Regions from separate parts of the Homo sapiens genome. Here region 2 is linked to region 1. A link is a contact called in ENCODE Hi-C or POLR2A ChIA-PET data. All regions are on one chromosome and are shown on one strand. Each heading gives the region's core, a stretch centred on a gene start or an enhancer-like site at or near the end of the contact. The rest is flanking DNA. Distances are from core to core; before and after follow the strand shown. Region 1 holds the start of ADH5 (alcohol dehydrogenase 5 (class III), chi polypeptide). Region 2 holds the start of UBE2D3 (ubiquitin conjugating enzyme E2 D3).

Region 1 (5,837 bases), core at 3,174-5,673:
GCAGGAAGTCTTCTAGCTTCTCACCATTAAGTATGATGTTAGCTGCAGGCTTTTTGTAGATGTTCTTTATCACATTGAGACAGTTTCCTTCTAATACTCGTTTGCTGAAAGTTTTCATCATGATTAGGTGTTGAATTCTGTGAAATGTTTTTTACTCCACCTATTGCTATAATTATGTTATTTTCTTCTTCTTTAGCCCATTGATGTGATGGATTACATTAACTGATTTTCTAATGTTGAACCAGCCTTATATACCTGGGATAAATACCACGTGGTTGTGGCATGTAATTATTCTTATACATTGTTGGATTCAATTTGCTAATACTTTGTTGGGGATATTTGTATCTAGGTTCATAAGGGATATTGGTATGTAGTTTTCTTGCAATGTCTGTGGCTTTGGTATTACAGTAATGCTGGCCTCATAAAACGAGTTAGGAAATATTCTCTCTGCTTCTATCTTCTGAAAAAGATTGTAGAAAATTGGTATATTTCCTTCCTTAAATGTTTGGAAAAATTCATCAGTGAACCCATGTGGGCTTTGTGCTTTCTGCTTTGGAAGGAACACTTGTTTGGTGTTCTCTAAGTTTCCTGGATCTGTGGTTTATTTCCTGACTTTAATTTGGGGAAATTCTCAGTCATAGTTGCTTCGAATACTGCTTCTGCTCCTTTTGCTTTCTTCTCTTTCTGGTACTCCCATACATGTATATGATACCCTGTTCCATTTATTCGTTTCTCCTCTTTGCTTTCTTGTTTTGACTGTTTCTATTAACATATACTCAAGCTCAAAGATTCTTTCCTTAGTCACATCCAGTCTACTAATGAGCCCATCAAAGGCATTTTTCATTTGTTACAGTATTTTTTCTGTCATTTATTCTCAATTCTTTCTTAGAATTTCCATCTCTCTGCTTACATTATCCATCGGTTCTTGCATGTTGTCTACTTTTCCCATTAAAGCCCTTAGCATACTGTAAAAAATAAAGTAGAGGTTCTTCTTCAAAGACTTTCCTGCCCATCTAATTAGGAATAAATGGTAACTTCTCTTATAAGCAAAATTTATTCAAAGACCTGTGCTCCTAAATATTTGCCCTGGCATGCTTATACTAGTCCAAGCAAGCACTAGGTCATAGCCTGTTCCTCTTCCTTATTTAAAAGTGTTTTTACCTTTCTCAGCATTCCACAAGTTACCTCCTCCTTCCTTTGTTCTCCTCTACCTCTGCCTCTTTTAAAAAGTTCTAAGTTGCTAGCAAGTCAGGACAAATACAGAATGTGAGGTCCCGTTCCAGACAATGGAAACCGGACACAGCAGTAGGGTGGATACATTAGGTTATAAATGACCCTGTCTCCTTTGTTTGGTGTACTCTCATGGCAAAACTGCTGGCCAGTGTACCCTTTCTGCAAAAGTAAAAATGGCCTTACTAAATTAAATTTATGTTCAAGTACTATTTCTTTACAGCACCGGGGAACAAGCATTTCAAACAATATTAATCATAGTTGTTTTAAATTCATGGTCTGATAATAGCAACATCCCTGTCATCCTCTGGGTTTGGTTCCACTGCTTGCTCTGTCCATTCAAACTATGTTGCCTTTTAATATGCCTTGTAATTTTGTATTGAAAGGCGGATATAATATACTGAGTCAAAGAAATTGCAGTAAATAGCCCTTTAGTAATGTAGTGGTAAGATACACGGGAAGGGGAAGTGTCCTATAGTTCTACCATTTTATCTCAGTCTTTTAGTGAGCCTGTGTCCCTAGGCTGTAAACTTCACAGTTCTCAGTTTGTTTTTTCACCCCCTTAGGTGGTACAGAATGTCTAGAGGGAGCTGGAGTTGGGTATTTCCTTTCCCCCAGGTCAGTTAACCACTTGTAAAAATCCCAGTACACTAGGCTCGAGTAAAATAGTTTCTTTTGTTGGCAAGTCTTGTTAAGAACAAAATGCACTAGAATTTTTCAAAATAATTCCTTTTACACTCCTCATGCAGGAAGCAATTGGGGATTTTTCTCTGATCTTCTCTGAGAATTCACGGAGGTAAAACTCACAAAAGTGTGAAAGCCCCCCTAAGATTGGGTCCCCCAAGAATCTTTAACTCTCAAACTAATCCACAATGAGCCTCTGGCAATTCATCAATTACAGCTCAGACTTTCCTACTCCAGTAACAGTTCCTGCAAAAGTGTGTTTCTATGGTAAGTTGTGATTCTTTGAATCCACCCATCTGTGTCTCTAATTTTGGAGAAGCTGTTTTCTCTGTGACCCCACTTCACTTACAGCTCTAAGAAGAGTTATTAATTTCTCATTTTTTTTAGCTTTTTAGTTGTTGTTAGGATGGAGTGATGACTTCTAAATTCCTTACATGTCAGACCAGAAACCTAAAGTCTTGCCTATTATTGTTAAACAAGGCACTACAAAAATGCAAGTGTCTCTTTCCAGAAAATAGACAATATATCTGCAATAGGGAAAAGAAAACTCTCTGCCAAGTCTTTTTTTTTTCCCACTAGAAATTGCTTGCTGCATTCCAAGCAGAAGTATTGACATACACAAAGGCCTGGAATCAAGAAAAAGCATAGTCCCTTTAAGGAACTACGAATGTTCCTTAAATGTTGGTGTGAAATTTGGCAGGAGAGCAGGAAATAAGGATAGAGGTATATACAGAAGGAAGTAATTCAGAGCCTGAGTGGCCTAAAGAGTTTGGATTTTATCCATTTGTTCTCCCTTGAATATTTTTAAATAGAAGAATGGTATTTATTTATTTATTTATTTATTTATTTATAGCCTAACTCATTCAAAAATTATTGAAGGAAAATAGGAAATGGCATTGATTGATGTTACGTTTTGGAAAGATCACTAACAGGGCATTCCTTTTTAAGTATTAGATTCAAGGGCCTGGCATCAAAGAAATCAGATGGGAGGCTCTTTCAGTAATCCTGTAAGAAATTATGAAAGCCTGAACTAATACAGCAGCAGTGGGGAGAGAGAGGCACAAGACCAGAGAGATATTTAGGGCTTGGTGACAAACTGAATGCAGGGACCGAGGGAGAGGGAGAAGTTGTGACTCTCATGTTTCTGGCTAGGGTAAGTATGTGGAGAGTGTCAACACACAGAGGAAAGAGTCCCTATAAGGAGAAAATATTAATAGGAGTTTTAGGAGTTGCATTCGATTGTGAGATATCCTAATGGAGACAGAAATCCAGTAGGCAGTTACATGTCCAAGTCTGGAGTTTAGGGGAGCCATCCTGATTGGAGATAATAATCTGGTAGTCATCTTTCCATAAATAGACGTTAAAAGCCAAAGTGTGAGTGAGAGAGTGGAGTGAAAGGACGGAAAGACTTTGGACAATCTTACCATATGTACCCGGAAAAGAGCCAAGAAAAAGACTGAAAGACAGAAAAGAGCAGTGTGTCTGACAGAGCTATTTTAACAAAATTCAGCGTTTACAACAGAGTTTAAGAGTAAACTGGCAGGCCAGGTGCGGTGGCTCATGCCCGTAATCCCAGCACTTTGGGAGGCTGAGGTGGGTGAATCACTTGAGGTTAGGAGTTCAAGACCAGACTGGCATACATGGTGAGACCAACCCCCTGCCCCCACTCCCAATCTCTACTAAAAATACAAAATTGAGCCAGCGTGGTGGCGTGTGCCTGTGATCCCAACTACTCAGGAGGCTGAGGCACGAGAATCACTTGAACCTAGGAGGCGGAGGTTGCAGTGACCCGAGATCGCGCCACTGCACTCCAGCCTGGGCGACAGTGCGAGACTCCGTCTCAAACAAACAAAGAAAGAGTAAACCGACAAATACTACATTCTCTCTCTCTACACTCTGGCCCACTCTTAACACAAAAAACTGTCCAGGATCAGGAGACTTTTTGTTCTCCTCATCTCCTCCTTCCAAAGTTCTCTGCCCACGTTCTACTGTCTCCCCAAAATCCTACCTACCCTTCAGGAACTGCTGGAATGGGAGCTTGGGAAGTTTCAGCAAACTCCTCTCTCCTCCTTTGTGGCCCCTTTATTCCCAAAGCTGTGTCCTCTCCCTATGACGAGTCCCTTGAGGGGCTGTATCTTACTCCTTGTGTCTCCAAGCACACATAATGTGTATTAGGGGAGGAAGCATTCGCCAGTGGAGCACAAAGCTGTTGCAGGTCTCTTACTGGTTCTCAGGCGCTTTCAGTGAAATTCCCGTTCCCTCACCGTCCACATCTGTAATTTGCAAGTCTTATCTACGATAACTGCTGTAAAGTTACACGGGGAAGCCCTTTCCCGACAAAAAAAACGAGTTCTGCAACAAGTCCGTCGGATTTTAGCAATGAAACCGGCGCCGTGCAGCCTCGCCGGCGAGTGCACCCTGGAACGCACAACTTAGCGGCACGCACCACAGCTCGAGCACCGCCCTTCCGGTTGGAGCCATTGCAAGCCCCCCCCACGCCCCGCCCCCCTCGCTAGGCGCTCGCCACGCCCATGCCTCCGTCGCTGCGCGGCCCACCCCGGATGTCAGCCCCCCGCGCCGACCAGAATCCGTGAACATGGCGAACGAGGTAGGGCCCGTTGAGCGGAGGGCCCTGAGTCCAAGGGAGGGAGTGCATGGCATGGGACTAGGCTGCTATCCTCGGGGGCGCGCGAGGCTCGGCGCCCAAGACGGGATCTGGCTCTTGGTTCTGAAACTGGGCCCCCAGCGAGCGGCTCAGAGGGGCAGAAAGAGAAGGAAGCTTTGTCTCGGCTCTTCAGTTGGGAAGCAGCTTTCTTTGCTGCTTCTGGGACAGTCGGAACGGGGTGGGGGGGTGGGAGAGCCGGAGAGTGGGGGGCAGGGGCTGGTCAGGTCGGTATCCCAGTGGAAATGGCTTAGGAGCGGCCACGCATTGCTTCTTACACGAAATTAAGTAACTCGCTCTGGGTCATTCTTGCAGCTTGCATACTTGGCAGAGCTGCAGCCAGATCCCGTGCTTCTAACTCCTAGGTTGCTTGTGTTGCATAATTGAGCCTACGCCTTAATTATTGTGCCTCCAAGGAGTGTATTTTGGAAAGACCCCTACGTCCCTTTCAGAAACATTTTCGAGCACTTAAATACCAAGAGATTTATATTCCCTCTAGTCCTCACGTAACAAACACCTCTGCGAGGTGTTATCCCCATCTTACCAAAAACTGAGGTTTGAGGTTGGTTGTGCTTGGTCACACCAACGATGGCGAGCTGGGATTCCGACCCAGGTCTGCTCCTCTATGACAAATTCATAAAATACAAATTAGACAGTAAAGAAAGGCAGAAATTACGAATAACATACTCAGTCTAAAGTTGCTGATTATTTTAATGTTTTGCAATTTTGGACATTTTCTAGTAAGACAAATGGCCTTAAACATATTGGAGTTTGAAAGAAATAAACTCTAAACAGTCTTTCAGACTTAAACTGGTAGTTGCTTTTCCTTATTACTGAGTGTCTTTATTCAGAGAAGGTGAAAGATTATAATTGTTACTATAGTTCAAATGTTGAAGTAGGGCCATTTCCCGCGGATTTAGAGTGGGGCTTTGTTTTGCTTAGAATTGTCAGTAAAAGGAAAAGGTTAGGCTCCATTAAGACATTTTTTAAAGGGGAGCAGGCCATCAAATTTAGTATTCTTGTTTCTTTGGATTCCTATGTTGCATAACTTAATTGTTAGTATTCTGAATCTGACTTGTGGAGTTGAAATTTATGGCACATTGAAATGAAAAAGGTTCTAATGCAGTGTCTGATTCTTTGTACTATGAGATTTAATATCTGCAATTTAATTTTAAAAACGATCATTTCCACATTTCCAACCTCACCAATTTACAGAGGCCATTTCCCTCCCCCCCCCCTCCCCCGCCAGTTCAGACGGAGT
Region 2 (5,974 bases), core at 1,165-3,664, 3.7 Mb before region 1:
GAACTCCATATATATTAGTTTTGTTTTTTGTTCTTGTTTTTTTTTGAGACAGGGTCTCACTCTGTCGCAGTGATCTTGGCCCACCGCAACCTCCGCCTTCCAGGCTCAAGCGATTCTCCGGCCTCAGCCTCCCAAGCAGCTGGGATTACAGGCGCCCGCCACTACGCCCAGCTAATTTTTTGTATTTTTAGTAGAGATGGGGTTTCACTGTTTTGGCCAGGCTGGTCTCGAACTCCTGATCTCATATGATCCACCCGTCTCAGCCTCCCAAAGTGCTGGGATTACAGGCGTGGCCACTATTACTACTATACATTTGTTTCACACTATGGCCAGTTAATGTCTGACTGGTTACTTTAATAACTGACATTTATACAGCACTGTAGAGTCTCCAGTGTCCTTTCACATATATTATGACACTTTAACCACACAATCACCCTGTGAGAAAGGACAGTCATTATTACTTACTTTAGCGGTGAAGAAACGGGGTTAGAAGATAACTAACCAGGCCAATATCAAGCAAATGGGAAGCAATAACTAATCTGGGTTCCTCCCTCCATCTTCATGCCTAGTCCTGTGCTTTTAGTATATCTGGCTAGCTATGAGAGAGAACACAGATTATTCAGGGAGGAGGGAGGGGCCAGAGGTGTTACTGAGGTGAGCCTCATGAGCAGTTAGGCCATGAGGTAAGCACTTCAGTGCTTTGCTACTCACGGGGTGGTTCAGACGAGAAAAATCTGTATCACCTGGGAGCTAGTTAGAAATGTAGGCTCTCAGGCTCCACCACTGCCCTACCAAATCAAAGTCGCATTTTCAACAAAACCCCAGGTGGTTCCTATGGACACTAGTTTGAGAAGCACTGCTTCACTAGTGACACTACATGGTCACTTGAACAGTATACATTAGACTACTTATATTCATCATTGTTGACGTGTTAAGTTTTTATTAGGTAAAACTTTCTGCAACAGTTTTCAAATTAAGTGTATTTTTAAAACAAGTTTATTTTTCCAAGTAATTGAAGATCTCCACTTCGGTAACTGGGGTCATTAAGGAATGTTAAAAAACCTTAAGCTGGTCAGTGCTTACCCACTTTTAAATTCCTCATAAAAATTAAGGTCTTTCTTTTGCCTGAAGGATACACTAGAGAGCATAACTGCCGTCTCCATACTTTAAACCCTTGACTAAAACAGGCCAATCCTACTGAGGTAAATCCCACCTCCCAACTTGGATATTTCAGGAAGTATTGTATTGTTTTTCTGACTCTAAACTCTACCTAATTAACTAATTAGTCTCAACACTTTCTGGCTCAAGAACTGAAACACAGCAACAGAAGCTAAAGTTTGAGAATTTAAGCTTGTTCCCACATCTACACCTTGGCGGACGGCAGCGACTGATTACGGAGACCAGTGAAAACCCTGCCCCTAACTCTCTCTGTCCTAGCCCCATCCACTCAATTGAGCTTGACTCAGCCTGCTCCCTGCTGTTCTCAGTATTGCTCCCTTAGGGTCAGACGTGCACTAGACTTCAGCACGTGGGAGCGCTGATGAGCGGCCAACCTGGGTCTATTTAAAACTACTATTCCCATCTCGAGGGGCGCCTCCTCCCACAGCATAACCAGCCCAGGAGGGCAGGCGAGTAAATACTGCTCACCTGCTCCACCGGAAACCTCAAAATCCCGGCCCGAGCTAGACTAAAGGTATCTGGTAATTAATCCTTGGCACCTCCCACCACACGCTCCTGATTGGGCGCGTGAGACAAGGCTGTGTCTGCGCGCGCTCTTACCAGTCTGGGGAATTCCATTTCCTCTACCAACCACCGGCATAAGCATTCAGGGGCGTTGCTTTCCTGGCAGTGGCCCGCCCCAGTTCGAGCCGGTGCCTTACTGCGTCTCGCGAGAACTTATGCATTTTGGAGGCGGAACCCCGTCAGGAAAAGCGCACAAAACTGCTCTTAAGTCATTGCAGAGCTACCGCTTCGGTTAGCCAGCCACGAAGTTCTCGCGAGAGTCGTCTCCTCGATACCAAGTGAGGAAACTGGGGGACGCTGTGGGGAGGGGCGTGGGGCTGGATCGCGCAGCGGCTGCTTCCTTTACCTTCCTCCCATGGTCTCCTTCCGGTTCTCGATGCTTCTCTGAGCCTAAGGGTTTCCGCCACTCGTTCACCCTCCCCCCAGCTCATGATCCTCCTCCCTCCCCCGCCCTCCTGGTCCAATCTCCGATCTGTTTAGTAAGAAGGTGCTGTTCCGAGAAGAAGGAAAAGGGCTTGACACGTATTCACTCGGCCCCGGACGTGGGAAGCAAGCCGTCTGGCTTCGGCCTCACATCGGTCTTGTGCTCGGGACGGCGGCGTTGGCGGACTGATCCGCGGCGGTGAAGAGGCAGGAGGAGGGGGAGGGGCGGAGCGTGGCAGCTGGCAGTAGTTCCGTCAGAGCGGACATCTTGTGGCTGTGTCGTGCGCGTGAGCCCCGTAGGGCCGGGGAGGCACCAGCTGCCGCGCGGGGAGGAGGCCGAGGCCGCAGCTTGAGGGAGGCCCCGGCCCCTCTGTACGCGTGGGTGTGGACGGCTAGGGCAGGGAAGGGAGGCCGGCCCAGTGGCCGGCCGGGTAAGAGGGGCAGTGCGGGACCTGGGCGGCTTGAGCGGCCAGCCTATTGGGTGCGGTGGGTTAGGGTGGGAAGGTTGGGGAAGCCGCGGCCTCTCCTGCTGGAGGAGGAGGGGGAATGGGCGCGTCCTCGCGCCTAAGCCGGAGCCTCAGGGACAGCGCGGGCGCGTGGTGGAGGTGGCTGGGCGGGCGCGCGCGGGAGCGCGCTGGAAGGCGGAGTGAGTGTACGGTGGCGTCAGGGGTGACACAGAATAGCTCGCTGCGAGGATAGCAATACACATCAAGTCTCCCTTCCTTTATTTCCTTCCTTTTCCCGGCCGCACCTTTGGACAGAAACCGAAAGCAGCCCGGCGTCCGTCCGGAGTCTTATGCTTCCCCCTCCCCCCTTGCCTTTCTTTGCCCTAGTGACGCCGGTATAGCGCCGACTAGGCCCCGGCTCCTCCTCTGCTGGGCTCCGGACCCTGCCCCGCACCCACCCCTTTCTCCTACGCCTCTTCCTCTCCCACCCGGGTCTCTTCCTTTCTAGAGGCCGGGAAGTTAAACTTGTAGCCACCACCTCCGCTCTTCCCGTCACCCTCGCCCCCACTTCGGGCCGAAAGCACGGTACAGAGGCTGTTGGTGGCTTTGCCACGCCACCCCACCCACCCCGGATCGCGGCTGTCTTAAGGGACCTGGATTCATCAGGGGCTCTTCGGGGCCTGTGCGAGTGCTGATCTGCTCCGTTTTTGCAAAAGGCGCCTGTGTCTGGCAGAGCTGGTGTGAGACGAGACAATCCTGCCCCGCCGCCGGGATAATCAAGAGTTTTGGCCGGACCTTTGAGCATACACCGAGAGAGTGAGGAGCCAGACGACAAGCACACACTATGGCGCTGAAACGGATTAATAAGGTAACCCGCGGGGACAAGGGCATGGGGTGGTAGGAGAAAAGGAAGGCTCGGGCCAAGAGGAAAGCGTGGGGGTGGGAAGGAAGCATAATTCTGAAAATACCTCTTGGATCACTTCTTCCATGGGGGGATGGAGAACGCAGATATACTTCTTGAAGAAATGAAGTTTAAAGCTAGGAAACGGAGAACACTTGTGGCAAGTGAGGTGTTATCCTGAGTGCTTCAGTGGAATCGGTGCAAATTAGGGGTGGAGGAGAGTGACTTAAGGCGCCTTTATTATTTTATTTTTTTGCTGCTTAAGAAGGAGTTTTTTTGGGGGTCCGAATTGCGGAGAGACGCTCCAGCAGATGTCATGGCGCTTCCTATTCTTGGTGCTTGAAAACTTAGTTTAGTTGTGAGATCAAGGTTATCTAGGCCTTCTAGGGGTAAGAAAGAAAACTCGGAGGAGAGAAAAAAAATCTGGCGAGTCCCGAACTTGACTGAGGGTCGGGTAGAAGAAGTCTTGCGTATTGAAGGTCAGTCAGTGAGTCTAGTAGAAACTCTTAGTCGACTCTGGGCAGGTTACACCGAATAAGTGGGTTTGGGAGGAGATGGAATGACACAGTGTTGCCACTTCCTGTATTTTGTAGTTGCAGCTTTTCACCCGAAGCTATTTATCCGAGGGACACCGGGAACTGATGTAAAAGGCATTCTGGAAGCTCCCTTTTCCTTTTGGCTGGAGAGTGGGGGTGGATAAGGGGTGCGATGGCAGTAAGGGAAAGCTAATGTACCTATTTTTGCCTCATTCTATTTAATAACACCCTTGTTTCGTTACTTGAAATGTGGTTTGATAGTATATTATCGATTTAAGTTGAAAAAAAACTAGGATTTTTCGGAGCTCTGGGAGTGAGCGGAACCTCCACCTCCGGTGGTTTAGTCTCATTTTCTTGCTCTAACTTCTATCCCGCATTTTAAGATGGCGGCTGCTTTAACTGGTTCAGGCTCTTTCCGGCATCTCCTTTCGTAATAATGTGAATTAATATGATTTGTTAAATGTTAACTTTTATATCGCGTTGTGCACTGCTCTAAGATCCTCTGCTCAAAACTTACCTAAATTCAAACTCTTAAACTGTATTTCCCTTTTTTGTGACTTGTATTTGTGTGATGTGTTTGGTTGTTGCACAATCGAAGAGGGTGGAGTGTTTACAGCTAACTTGAAAAAAATGTCATGGAATAAATTCAGCCTTACTAGAAAAATTGTGGAGTGTCGGTGAGTGTTAGAAACTTTGGTTTTAATAGATTACTTTTTTAAAAAGAGTTCTGAGAGGAATGGCAAGAATTTGCCTTTACTAAAATAGACCTGATACTACATTTGCCTGTATTTAATTATGACTGGAGTTTATTTGGCAAGATTGGTGTTTCATGAAAGAGGAAGGTTTAAATCTTCACTCTTAGTATGTATTGATATGAAATCGTGAATTTTGTTTTGGGCCTTCATAACATCGTCATTTTGGGTTATGCGAAATACAAATTTAAATCTTTGTGAAATGAAAGAAAAGAGGAAGAAACGCTTTTTAGGAGTTAAGGATTAAAGTAAAAATTATTTTGAAATAATTACCTCTTTTTGTGACCACTTTAAAGGCCAGGAACATATTGGAGAAGCCTAGTTGTATGTTACAGTGTGGTTTACACAAAGAGCATAACATTCAGTACAAATAAAAATCTTTTCTGTTGGAATTAGTTCAGGCCACTAAAATGTGGAATAGTACCAGATCCATAGCTTTTTGTGCATGTGGAACAGAACACGTTAAAGGAAGGCCTCTGATTTTTTTTCTCTTACAGGTCATACCCAGCTGCTGTGACACCACTTAAATGATTTAAAAGCTTTAGAGAGACAATATAACAGTGGTTAAGAGTGTAAACATTGGAGCAGAAATGCTCCAGTTAGAATTCTAGCTCTGGGCAAGTTTATGTGCCTCTATAAGAAGGGTATCTGTTGTAATATGAACAATAAATGACTGTGTGCCTAATATGTACCAGGCACTGTTTTAGACATTGGGGTGGCAGCAGTGAACAAAACAAATTTTAAGTTCCTAGATTTGTTTTGACGATTAAATGGATTAATGTGCAAATTTGAACAGGCTCTTGGCACATGACACTCCTAGTTATTACTGCTATTTTAATATCACAATTTATAATTTTTAAAAATCGTTTTTGTTTAAGAACTTTGATTTCTAGTTTAGTACTCTTAGTTAACCAGGTTGTCTCCTTTTGTAAATATTTTGAAGATTTATGTAATATAGACACAACATAAAAACTTGGCATATTGGAAAAACCAGTGTTTATGTGAACATTATTGATTCAACTTACAGAAACTTTGACGTGTGCATGTGGTTTGGTTTTTCAGCTGTTAATGTTAAAATCACATGAGGCAACTTTCAAACATTCCACATCCAACAATTTTAGTGAGTGGACAGCTCTGAACTGGAATGCTCTTCGGTTTAGGCACCTCTTCTAG

Evidence for each region. A loop is a pair of places that touch in the nucleus more often than their neighbours do. ChIA-PET counts read pairs that join two places held with the same protein, here RNA polymerase II (POLR2A). Pooled maps may share reads with other maps.
Region 2: a loop to region 1 is called in a map of naive thymus-derived CD4-positive, alpha-beta T cell, with 14 times the contacts of the local background. The contact joins the promoter of UBE2D3 here to the promoter of ADH5 in region 1. A Hi-C loop is called at or near these places in 1 of 168 maps with a recorded cell type or tissue (naive thymus-derived CD4-positive, alpha-beta T cell) and 14 of 50 pooled maps. POLR2A ChIA-PET finds 5 or more read pairs at or near these places in 1 of 52 experiments (CD4-positive, alpha-beta T cell).

What each region holds. Positions count from the first base shown.
Region 1 is chr4:99,087,374-99,093,210 of GRCh38, reverse strand. It overlaps ADH5 (alcohol dehydrogenase 5 (class III), chi polypeptide), which reads left to right and starts at 4,423. Exons shown (of 9, transcript NM_000671.4): 1 at 4,423-4,522. The coding sequence starts at 4,511. It overlaps LOC100507053 (a long non-coding RNA gene), which reads right to left and starts at 4,354. Exons shown (of 10, transcript NR_037884.1): 1 at 3,927-4,354. RefSeq lists a silencer at 4,391-4,440 and a promoter at 3,225-4,478.
Region 2 is chr4:102,823,991-102,829,964 of GRCh38, reverse strand. It overlaps UBE2D3 (ubiquitin conjugating enzyme E2 D3), which reads left to right and starts at 2,414. Exons shown (of 8, transcript NM_181891.3): 1 at 2,414-2,538; 2 at 3,329-3,480. The coding sequence starts at 3,457. UBE2D3-AS1 (UBE2D3 antisense RNA 1) reads right to left here and starts at 1,910. Exons shown (of 2, transcript NR_131186.1): 1 at 1,780-1,910. RefSeq lists enhancers at 514-593, 1,862-2,423, 2,095-2,484, 2,424-2,985, 3,568-4,767 and 2 more and silencers at 2,535-2,664, 2,685-2,734.